Linked DNA regions of Homo sapiens: region 1 is linked to region 2. A link is an interaction called in ENCODE POLR2A ChIA-PET data of the cell type or tissue named here. Cell type or tissue: A673. All regions are shown on one strand.

Region 1 (5,000 bases), 51 kb after region 2:
AGACTGACTTGGATTAAAAATCCAAAGCCCATCTTTGCCACTTTTAGCTGTGTGACTTCAGGTGAGCTAAGAACTTTTCTGAGCCCTTCTCCTCTGTGTAATGGGGCTAATATATCATCACCTCACAGAGTGAGGATTGTAGTGACTCAGTAAGATGATACATGAAAGTGCTCTGCCCCCAGAAAGCACTTCATCAACAACGGCTTTTCTTCCCTTTAAAGGACAAATGGGATTTGGACAAGCAATGATGAAGGGATGACGGTCCACTGTGGGGAATGAGAGGAAGCAAAAGTACAGTGGTAGAAACAAACAACATGTTCCAGAGAGCAAGCAGGCCAGTCTGCCTGGAGGGAGGATCCACCACAGGACACAAAGGGAAGCAAAACTCAAAGCCAGGATGAGAATCACAATGGGGAGCAAAATTAAAGTATTCTAGCCACTGCCCCACAGTACCTAGCAGGACATGGGAGATTAGTAAGTATTCACTGAACTTGCCAAGTCTCAAATGCTCAGAAGGGTGCAAAATTATACATATTCATCAGTCTCTTTTTAAGGGTCAAAGTATAATGTGGCCCAATGCAAACAAATTTCTTTTAACACACAAGACTAATGTTTAGAAGTCAAGACACTCAGATGTTTGCTAAAAATGAAAGCAGCGATGAGTAGGAGGCTCTGAAACCTTTCCATTCCCACTCATGCCCTAGTGCAAGGCTTGGAAGCCCACATGCGGGGCTTCAGAACCGGCAGGGATGGCTACGTCGTCACTGGCCACTCCTGCGTCAAGTTCTAGCAGTCTGAGCAAGCCTTGGTGGTGAGTAACTTAGCTGAAAGTTACTTCATTCACGGAAGTAATACCAGGCCCAACCAGGACCACCAACCAGCCCCAAAATTTCTACAAAGAAGGTCTTCATACTTGGGATTCTTCTCTCCAGGGAGGGGTTGGTTGAGAACGGTGGGCTTGGATGGTGGCGCTGAAGCGGCCTCCTGGGAGGAGTTGAGGCCTGCGCTGGGCTCAGTACTCTGGCTGTCCTCCTCCAAGACCAATCTGCTTATTGTCATGCGCTTGTTCTTGGGCTGCAGTTCCGAGCCACCCTCACCGTCAGCCGGGGCTGAACTTTCGTTTTCATCTTTTCTGGGTCTCTTGTTTTTGAGGGCTGGTGATGCTGGGAGAGCTTGAGTAGGAAGAACCAGATCCTTCTGGTCCAGTTTTGCAAAGGCTGCCTCAGAATCCTGTGCACCAGACAGAGTCTTGAAAGCTGCTTTCAGAGTCATCATTCCAATGGTGGTTGGAGGATTCCGTAGCTGCCTGCAAATCAAGCATAGGCACAAAGATGTTTTTCACCACTGATGATGCTCATCCAAACAGCCACAACTTTTTTGAAGTTTGAAGCTTCAAATTCCAGTTGAGGAGGCTTTAAATGTGATATGTAAGTTGTATTATGAATTTAAAACTCCAAGTTAGAGAACCTTTATTTTACTTCTCATTTTATTTTTAGAGATAGGGTCTGGGTCTGTCCTAGACAGTAGATAGGACAGAGAGATAGGATACAGTGGCACAAACACAGCTCACTGTATCCTAGAACTCCTGGGCTCAAGCGATCCACCCACCTCGGCCTCCCAAAGTGCTGGGATTACAGGCGTGATCCACCACACCCGGCCTACAACACACTTAAGAGCAGGATCTTGAGAATTCTCAGAGTAAAAGGCATGCCACACAGTCTTGGAACAATGAGAAACTGCCTTTTAAAAATAAAGTTCATCTATCATTTGGAACAGTTAGTATGCTTTAGGGAAAAACTGTTAGGAGAGGGGGCAAACTGGCAGCCTGCAGGCCAAATCCATCTGGCAGCCTGTCTTGTTGTCTAACCAACATGAAAAAAAATTTTTTAAGTGGATCAACTGTTAACATCCAAAAACTGGGAAATCTCATGGAAAACCCTGGACATCTCATACAAAAATCTGAGCACCTGAAGCCTGAGCATCCTTGGATACTCCCACAGAGCAACAACCACAAGAAGCTGAAAAGCACATCCCCTGGTTCCCAGCCCCATGCTCTCAGCCTAGGTCCACTTTGTTCCTTTAGGTTTCCTAACCGGCCCTCAAAGGGCATCTAAGCTTGTGACCCCTGCTTTAGGAACTGGTTTTGGGATTCGACTCACAGATCTGAGCAGTGCTTCCTGAATGTATTAAGAGATTAGGTGTCCACAAGAAAAGTACTGAGTCAATACGGGGGAGGCAAGGAGAGAGAAATGGTGAAAGAGCCTTTGAGGAATGGCCAGTCAGGAAGTTGTCAGGGACCCCAGGCATCCTGTTTCCTTATCTTCCCAGGGTGTGCAGTCTCCCCCAGTGCCTTGTATGAGTAACCTCGTAACACGTTAGTAGGTCGGAGTGCTGAGAGGAACTGATCCTGGCCTAAGGAGGAGACTGCTTCCAGCGACCACCCTAGTGTTTTACCCAAGATCACAAGAGAGCATCTTTTTACCTTGCGGGTTCTCTGGGTGGCTTTTCCACAGGCCCTGGTGCTGGCTGTTTATCTTCCTTCCCTGTACTTGAGGCAGCGGACTCAGATTTCAAAGCCTTTTTGGCCATCTGGGAAAGGAAGGATGTCATCAGGAAGAAGAGGCCACAGAATTGCATTAATTCTCTGCTTCTTTCACCAAGAATATACTCAATATGCAAACAAGTTCACTTACAAATCCAATCTAGGCATAAAACGAAGGACATAAAATGGGAGAGAACTTGTAAGACTTATAAATCAAGCTTTTTTTATTCAAACTTAAGATAACTAATACATTTTTTTTGAGAGGGAGTCTTGCTCTGTCGCCCAGGCTGCAGCACAGTGGTGCAATCTCGGCTCACTGCAATCTCCACCTCCTGGGTTCAAGCAATTCTCCCATCTCGGCCTCCCAAGTAGCTGGGATTACAGGCGCCCACCACCATGTCCAGTTAATTTTTGTATTTTAGTAGAGACGGGGTTTCACCATGTTGGCCAGGCTGGCCTCGAACTCCTGACCTCAAGTGATCTGCCCGCATCAGCCTCCCATAGTGCTGGGATTACAGGCATGAGCCACCATGCCCGGCAATAAATGTTCATACTAATATCTTCCAGTTTGTGTATAGAATTTTTATAACTGTTTCTACAAATGTTTTGCCTTATTAACAACTGTTTGAGAATCCTTATCTATATAACACAAAGAGCCCTGAGTAGGCTAATCAGGGCTCTTTGTGTTATATAGATAAGGATAGTTTCCAGTTACCTGGAATGGAAAGGAAAGGACCCTAGGCCAGGCTCAACTATCTTGACACCTGCTGCCTGAATATCCCAAACTACCTGCTTATAAATAATCTGAGATTTGCCAAACGACTGCTAAGATCATGGACACTATCCTAATATGGGCCTGGCAGATCTGTTACGAGACAGAATATTTTCCACATTCTCAAAGTCCTGGTTTCTTTTGCCCAGGCTGAAGTGCAGTGGCACAACCACAGCTCACTGGCAGCCTCAAGTGATCTTCCCACTTCAGCCTCCCAAGTAGCTGGGACTACAGGCACGCGCCACCACACCTGGCTAATTTTTGTATTTTCTGTAGAGAAGGGGTTTCACCATGTTGCCCAGGGTGGTCTTGAACTCCTAAGCTCAAGCAACCTGCCTGCCTTGGCCTCCCAAAGTGCTGGGATTACAGGTGTGAACCACTGTACTGGGCCAAAGTCCTGGTTTCAAAAACAAAACAAAACCACTCTCACTCAGTGTTCCTTCACCACAGTCTCCCATCTATGACAGCCTGGGTCTAGTTCTTCCCTATGCTGTCCTGAGCCTCACTGCTTCCATTCTTTTATCTCTTTGATCCAATTAAAGAATGTTTTCATTTGGCTTCTTTCAACTTTATACTTTCAGTGACACCTTTCTCCACACCATGCCTTCTTCCTGTTAGCAACTCCATCGTACCACATCTACCAAACCACCCTTCCTCCAAACTTAGTTCACAAGTCATCGCCTTTGGGAACCACCATCGATTGCAAGTGAATGTTCTACTTCAACCATGGCAGATTAACCATGTGTAAAGGAGATAAAAATGGCAGATGAGGGAGACCAGGTGTGTTCCATTTGCCTCTGCCAGTATCTCTGCTTTTGTATTATTTATTTATTTATTTTTTGAGACGGAGTCTTGCTCTGTTGTCCAGGCTGGAGTGCAATGGCGCAATCTTGGCTCACTGCAATCTCCATCTCCTGGGTTCAAGCGATTCTCCTGCCTCAGCCTCCAAAGTAGCTAGGATTACAGGTGCCTGCCACCACGCCCAGCTAATTTTTATATTTTTAGTAGAGATGGGGTTTCACCATGTTGCTCAGGCAGGTCTCGAACTCCTGACCTCAGGTGATCCACCCCCCTGGGCCTCCCAAAGTGCTGGGATTACAGGCGTGAGCCATTGCGCCTGGCCTGCTTTTGCATTTTTAAGGCATTTAATTAAGAAAGCTAGTGCATACAATTCAATGTCTTTTTCACACATCAACTCTTTTCACTTCAGATATTCTGATTCCCCGCACATCCTCAAGGGCACACCATGGTTATGGGAGAAGGGCCAAGGCGCACCGTGAGGAGGTAGGGCTCGGCGTCATCCAGGTGGCTCTCCAGGAAGCGCAGCATCTTCTGCTGGAAGGTCTCATATGAAAAGTTCTGGATAACAGGATGGGCCAAGTTCTTTTCTCGAATAATATTCAGGAGATCATTTCTCAGCTTCTACACAATGGACCGATATTTGCAACATGAGAAAGTAGAACTCCAGTAAAAATTCAATGATGATGAGGTGAGACAGACACTATGAGAACTTCTGCAATGCCGTCAATGCAAATCACTGGCACACATACAGGAAGGGAAGCCCAACACAAAGGATTGGTCAATAAATCAGGTTCAGCCACAGTGGGTTACTATGCAGCTATAAAAAACAGATAAAGAAGTTCCTTATATGCTAACATAGAATGATTCCAAGATATAATATTAAGT
Region 2 (5,000 bases):
AGCCTAAGGCACTGGCCTACAGGATTTATGAGATTCCCAAAGACACTCATTCTCACAGAGCTCTTAGAAGGTTCCAGAGGGACACAGTTCTCTTCTGTTGGCAGCAGGGAGCAAGCAAGTACTTTTCTTACTGGAGCTACTGGTATGTGGAGCATTGTGTGTAAGCGTCCCTTCCCAGGGTGTCACTTTAGACAGCGAAGGAAACTGTCTTCTCTCTGCAGCCTGGAGAAGCAAGCTGCATGGAGCCAGGAGGAGGAGGAGAGAGGCCTTTCAGTGTATCCTGTGCAAACTTGCAGTCCGGGCAGGACTTTCCTTCTGGCTGGCTCTTCTCTGGCCCTGAGGCCGGGTGCAATTTCTGGTCTCCTTGCTAAACAAACCAGCAGTCACTTGCTCCCGCGTGTCCCTTCTGCCAGGCTCTCAGCTCGGGTCTGTTTCTCTTTCCCTTGAGGCAGCAGAATAGAAAGTCCCATGAACTTGCCCCTTGAGCCCTGACCTGAGATATTAGGTCAGGTTTCCACTTGCTGAAATCCAGAGCGTGGCTTTTAACCGTCTGAGCTTATTGTGAAGATGGCCGGCTGGTTTTCAAAGCCTTCTTTGAAGGCCTTTCTAGCCGATGTTGAAAAAGTAGGCCAATGAAATGGCCCGCAAGCAATAAATCCACAGGCCCAGCGGCATCCCTCGTCACGTTTCATCCCCATGCCTGTGACCCCAGGGACTTTCCACCTCTCCGAGGAAGCACTGAGCCATTTGCTTTGCCTTTCCAGAAAGCCATTGATCTGGTGACGAAAGCCACAGAGGAGGACAAAGCCAAGAACTACGAGGAGGCGCTGCGGCTGTACCAGCATGCGGTGGAGTACTTCCTCCACGCTATCAAGTGTGAGTCACACGAGGGGTCCTCAGGCTGCCGCACTCCAGAGGGGAGCGGAGGAGAGGGGGTGGCGCACGAGCCTCACAGGGGCCCCTCTGTGTTCCCTTTCACAGATGAGGCCCACAGCGACAAGGCCAAGGAGAGCATTCGAGCCAAGTGCGTGCAGTACCTAGACCGGGCCGAGAAGCTGAAGGATTATTTACGAAGCAAAGAGAAACACGGCAAGAAGCCAGTCAAAGAGAACCAGAGTGAGGGCAAGGGGTGAGTGTCTGCAGCGTCCGCCCAGGAACCTGGGCCCTCCTCACGGCTCCCTATCATTCCTGGCGCTCATGCTGCCTTGGACTTCCCTGTGGGAATGGTCCTCATAGTGCAGGGATGACAGTGCCAGCAGCTGCTTTCAGGGAGCATGGCCTGGAGCACTTCCATGTTCACCGTCTCATTGGATCTGACCCACAAGCCATGGGGAGAGGGGGAGCTTGGTGCAGATGGTAGAGCCTCTCAGGACGGGACCCCAGCTCTGTCACCTCCCAGCCTAGTGCCAGGACCCCGTGTGCCTACCATCTCCACATCTTGGAAGTGGGGAGGTCGTGGAACTCACCTCCGAGCGTTGCCACAGGGAGCAGTGAGATGACGTGGGCAGTGCCCTTGGAGCTTGGCACACGAGAGCATGCAATGAGTGCCAGCTGCTGTGACTGTCAAAGAGTCACCTGCCTCCAACAGGTGGGGCGGCCGGCTCGGGTTAGGAGCCCTGCCGAGGTGGCACAGGATGGAACTTGGACCCCCAAAGCAGGGCGGGTGGCCCCGATTCCCCAGCCAGGGTCCTCTCCACAGCCTCTCACCTCAGGTACTGGGTTCGCCCACCACGGTGATCCCAGTCATATGAACACAAATGCTGGTGGTATCTCGGAGGCGTGGGAGGGGAAGTGAGGGGGTCCCCCAGGCAGGAGAGGGGTGGGTGGTGTCAGCTGCCTCACCAGAGGCGAGGCCTCCTCCTGGATGGAGGGTCTGCACCACGTTCCCATCCGCAGAGGGAGAGGTCTGGCGAGGCAGGGGTGGAGGCCAGGGATCTCCAATAAGGATTAAATCAAGTTTTGAGGATGACAGATTCCATCCAGGGAGGAAGTAGCCCTGGGGTGACAGTGGCTGCGTTCTCCCCAGGAGTTCCCTTTCGATTTCGGTTTTGCTTTCTCCTCTGTCCTTCGGCAGTGGCTGCTTTGGAGTCAGGGGCACATGCTGTCCCTGAGTCTCTACAAAAAGCTTCTGGTGCGGGGCATGGTGGCTCACACCTGTAATCCCAGCACTTTGGGAGGCCAACGCGGGCAGATCACTTGAGGTCAGGATTTCAAAACCAGCCTGGCCAACATGGTGAATCCCGTCTCTATTAAAAATACAAAAAAATAGGCCGGGCGCGGTGGCTCACGCCTGTAATCCCAGCACTTTGGGAAGCCGAGGCGGGCGGATCACGAGGTCAGGAGATTGAGACCATCCTGGCTAACACGGTGAAACCCCGTCTCCACTAAAAATACAAAATATTAGCCGGGCGTGGTGGCGGGCACCTGTAGTCCCAGCTACTCAGGAGGCTGAGGCAGGAGAATGGCGTGAACCCGGGAGGCGGAGCTTGCAGTGAGCCGAGATCGAGCCACTACACTCCAGCCTGGGCGACTGAGTGCGACTCTGTCTTAAAAAAAAAATTAGCCAGGCATTGTGGCATGTGCCTGTAATCCCAGCTACTCGGGAGGCTGACGCCAGAGAATTCAGAGAATTACTTGAACCCGGGAGGCGGAGATTGCAGTGAGCTGAGATGGAGATTGTGCCATCGCACTCCAACCTGGGCACCATCTCAAAAAAAAAAAAAAAAAAAAAAGAAGCTTCTGGCAGCTGCATTGTTTGACTGGCTTTTTTTTTTTTTTTTCCCCCAGACAGGGCTTCACTGTCTCCCAGGCTGGAGTGCAGTGGTGCGATCTTGGTTAACTGCAACCTCTGCCTCCCAAGTAGCTGGCACCATAGGTGCGTGCCACCATGCTTGGCTAATTTTGTGTTTTTTGTAGAGACAAGATCTCGCTGTTTCCCAGGCTGGTCTCAAACTCCTGGGCTCAAGCGATCCTCCCGCCTCAGCCTCCCAGAGTGCTGGGATTACAGGGGTGAGCCACCGCACCCAGCCTGGGCTGTGAGAGCCACTGCAGGTGGCCTCCCAGAGTATGAGGTGTGAGTCACCGCACCTGGCCTGGGCTGCTCTTTAAGTCCAGCTGAAGCACATTTCCCTTACGGCCTTCAGGAGAGGGCCGACCCGGATTCCCATCTGCTCCGCGAAGAAACAGGGCGGGTTATAGGAGTGTTTGCTGGGGGGGTCCTGAAGTGAGCTGCTGAGAGCATTGGCCCAAATGTCCCTGAAGTACTTGCTTGAGTCACACGGCACTGTTAAGCCAGGAAGGCTTCGTTCCTTAACCAGTGTGCAGGCAGCGGAGCCTGGACTTGCTGGGAGCACCTCTGTGCTCCAGGCTGAAGGGCCAGCTTGTGACTTTCCGTCTCCCTTCCCAGCAGTGACAGTGACAGTGAAGGGGATAATCCGGAGAAAAAGAAACTGCAAGAACAGCTGATGGGTAAGTGGCTCGCGGCCCTGTGGCAGCGGCAGGGGATGAGAGTGGGTCCGCTGCTGGGTTGGCTCATGCCCCTTGGCCGGGCCCGGGCCCGGGCCGGCCTCCCTCTCGCAGGTGCCGTCGTGATGGAGAAGCCCAACATACGGTGGAACGACGTGGCCGGGCTGGAGGGGGCCAAGGAGGCCCTCAAAGAAGCTGTCATTTTGCCAATCAAATTCCCACACTTGTTCACAGGTGAGAGTTGAGCCATTTCAAACCCCAATGTAAAAATTCCAGGCTTCCGCAGGGCTGGCACTCCGAGGCACCCGGGAGTCAGTGGCGACTCAGCCCCCGGGGCCTGCAGAGGGCCAGGCCTGGCTGCTCGCTGGTGTCCACAACACTGCTGTGGCTGGAGCTATGAGATGACGATCACGTCACAGGGTGGGGGCAGGATCAGGAAGCAGTGCCAGCCGGTGTCACTGTGCAAGGTCATGGGGTCATAGCAGGGGCACTGTGCAAGGTCATGGGGTCATAGCACAGGGCACAGCAGGGAATGTAGCTCCCATCACTTGTTTGCCAGTAGAGTCCGTTGTTTCACAGAATGCCCTGTTTTACTGTATGTATGGGACTCGAGACCCTCTGCTTTTCCTATTCCTTTCCCCAGTCAGGAGGCCTAACTTCTGTGGTTCTCTGTTGCAGGCAAGCGCACCCCCTGGCGGGGGATTCTGCTGTTCGGACCCCCTGGCACAGGGAAATCCTACCTGGCCAAAGCCGTGGCAACAGAGGCCAACAACTCCACCTTCTTCTCTGTGTCCTCCTCAGATCTGATGTCCAAGTGGCTGGGGGAGAGTGAAAAGTAAGTCGGCCACCAGGCCATGCTCTGCCAGCAGCCCCGGCACTGCTAGTGACCCAGCGGCCCACCCTGTGGAGTCACCTCTCAGAGGAGTGGTTTGGTTTTCAGGGAGGGTACCCAAGAGCAGTGTGTCGCTAGCTTATCGGCTGGGACACAGTCCCAACAAAGACAAGTGAAGGTGGAAGGGACCTGGGAGAGGTGAAGTGCTCCACAAGAGAAGGGAAAGGAAGTGAGGATATTTTTGGGGTCTGGGTTGCGGTCCCTGTTGGGGCAGTGTGTGGGGGACATGGTTCCCCACACTGACTCCTGTTTTGCGTGTGATGAGACGGGCTCGGAAGAAGGGGACTGACGTGTTGTAAGTGCAGAGCTAGCGCATGGGGCTCCTGGGATTGAGGCTCTGCGTTTGGGGCTGACACCAAGGTGTGCTCCTCCTCTTGGTGCAGTGTGGCCCGAGGGCTCCTCACCACCACGTTTTCCGCAATTCCGGCATGACCGTGGCCTGCGCCTCCCTGTGGGAAGGGTGAGAAGAGGGAAGTGCCGGGAGCCCAGGCGGGCACGGACGTGAACGTCTTGTCCTCACCCCCTTTCTCACCTTCACAGGCTGGTCAAGAACCTGTTTGAGCTGGCCAGGCAGCACAAGCCCTCCATCATCTTCATCGATGAGGTGGATTCCCTCTGCGGGTCCCGAAATGAAAATGAGAGT

Evidence for each region. ChIA-PET counts read pairs that join two places held together with the same protein. Peaks named below come from ENCODE experiments on the same cell type or tissue, not always from the same donor. Only the 100,000 strongest peaks of a DNase experiment are listed, where the experiment ranks them.
Region 1: POLR2A ChIA-PET joins it to region 2 with 9 read pairs; 7 of 35 experiments call an interaction of 5 or more read pairs at or near these places.

The regions. Positions count from the first base shown.
Region 1 is chr16:69,365,894-69,370,893 of GRCh38, forward strand. TERF2 (telomeric repeat binding factor 2) reads right to left here. Exons shown (of 10, transcript NM_005652.5): 5 at 4,590-4,736; 6 at 2,483-2,589; 7 at 914-1,306. Among named protein-coding and RNA genes, the nearest start is that of TMED6, 17 kb to the left of the region's middle. In A673, no CTCF peak of the experiment used is centred here; no DNase peak of the experiment used is centred here.
Region 2 is chr16:69,315,244-69,320,243 of GRCh38, forward strand. VPS4A (vacuolar protein sorting 4 homolog A) reads left to right here. Exons shown (of 11, transcript NM_013245.3): 2 at 765-876; 3 at 982-1,129; 4 at 3,407-3,468; 5 at 3,580-3,699; 6 at 4,144-4,300; 7 at 4,898-5,000. Among named protein-coding and RNA genes, the nearest start is that of VPS4A, 6.4 kb to the left of the region's middle. RefSeq lists an enhancer at 133-1,332. In A673, no CTCF peak of the experiment used is centred here; a DNase peak (open chromatin) is centred at 2,038; H3K27ac peaks cover 1,079 bases.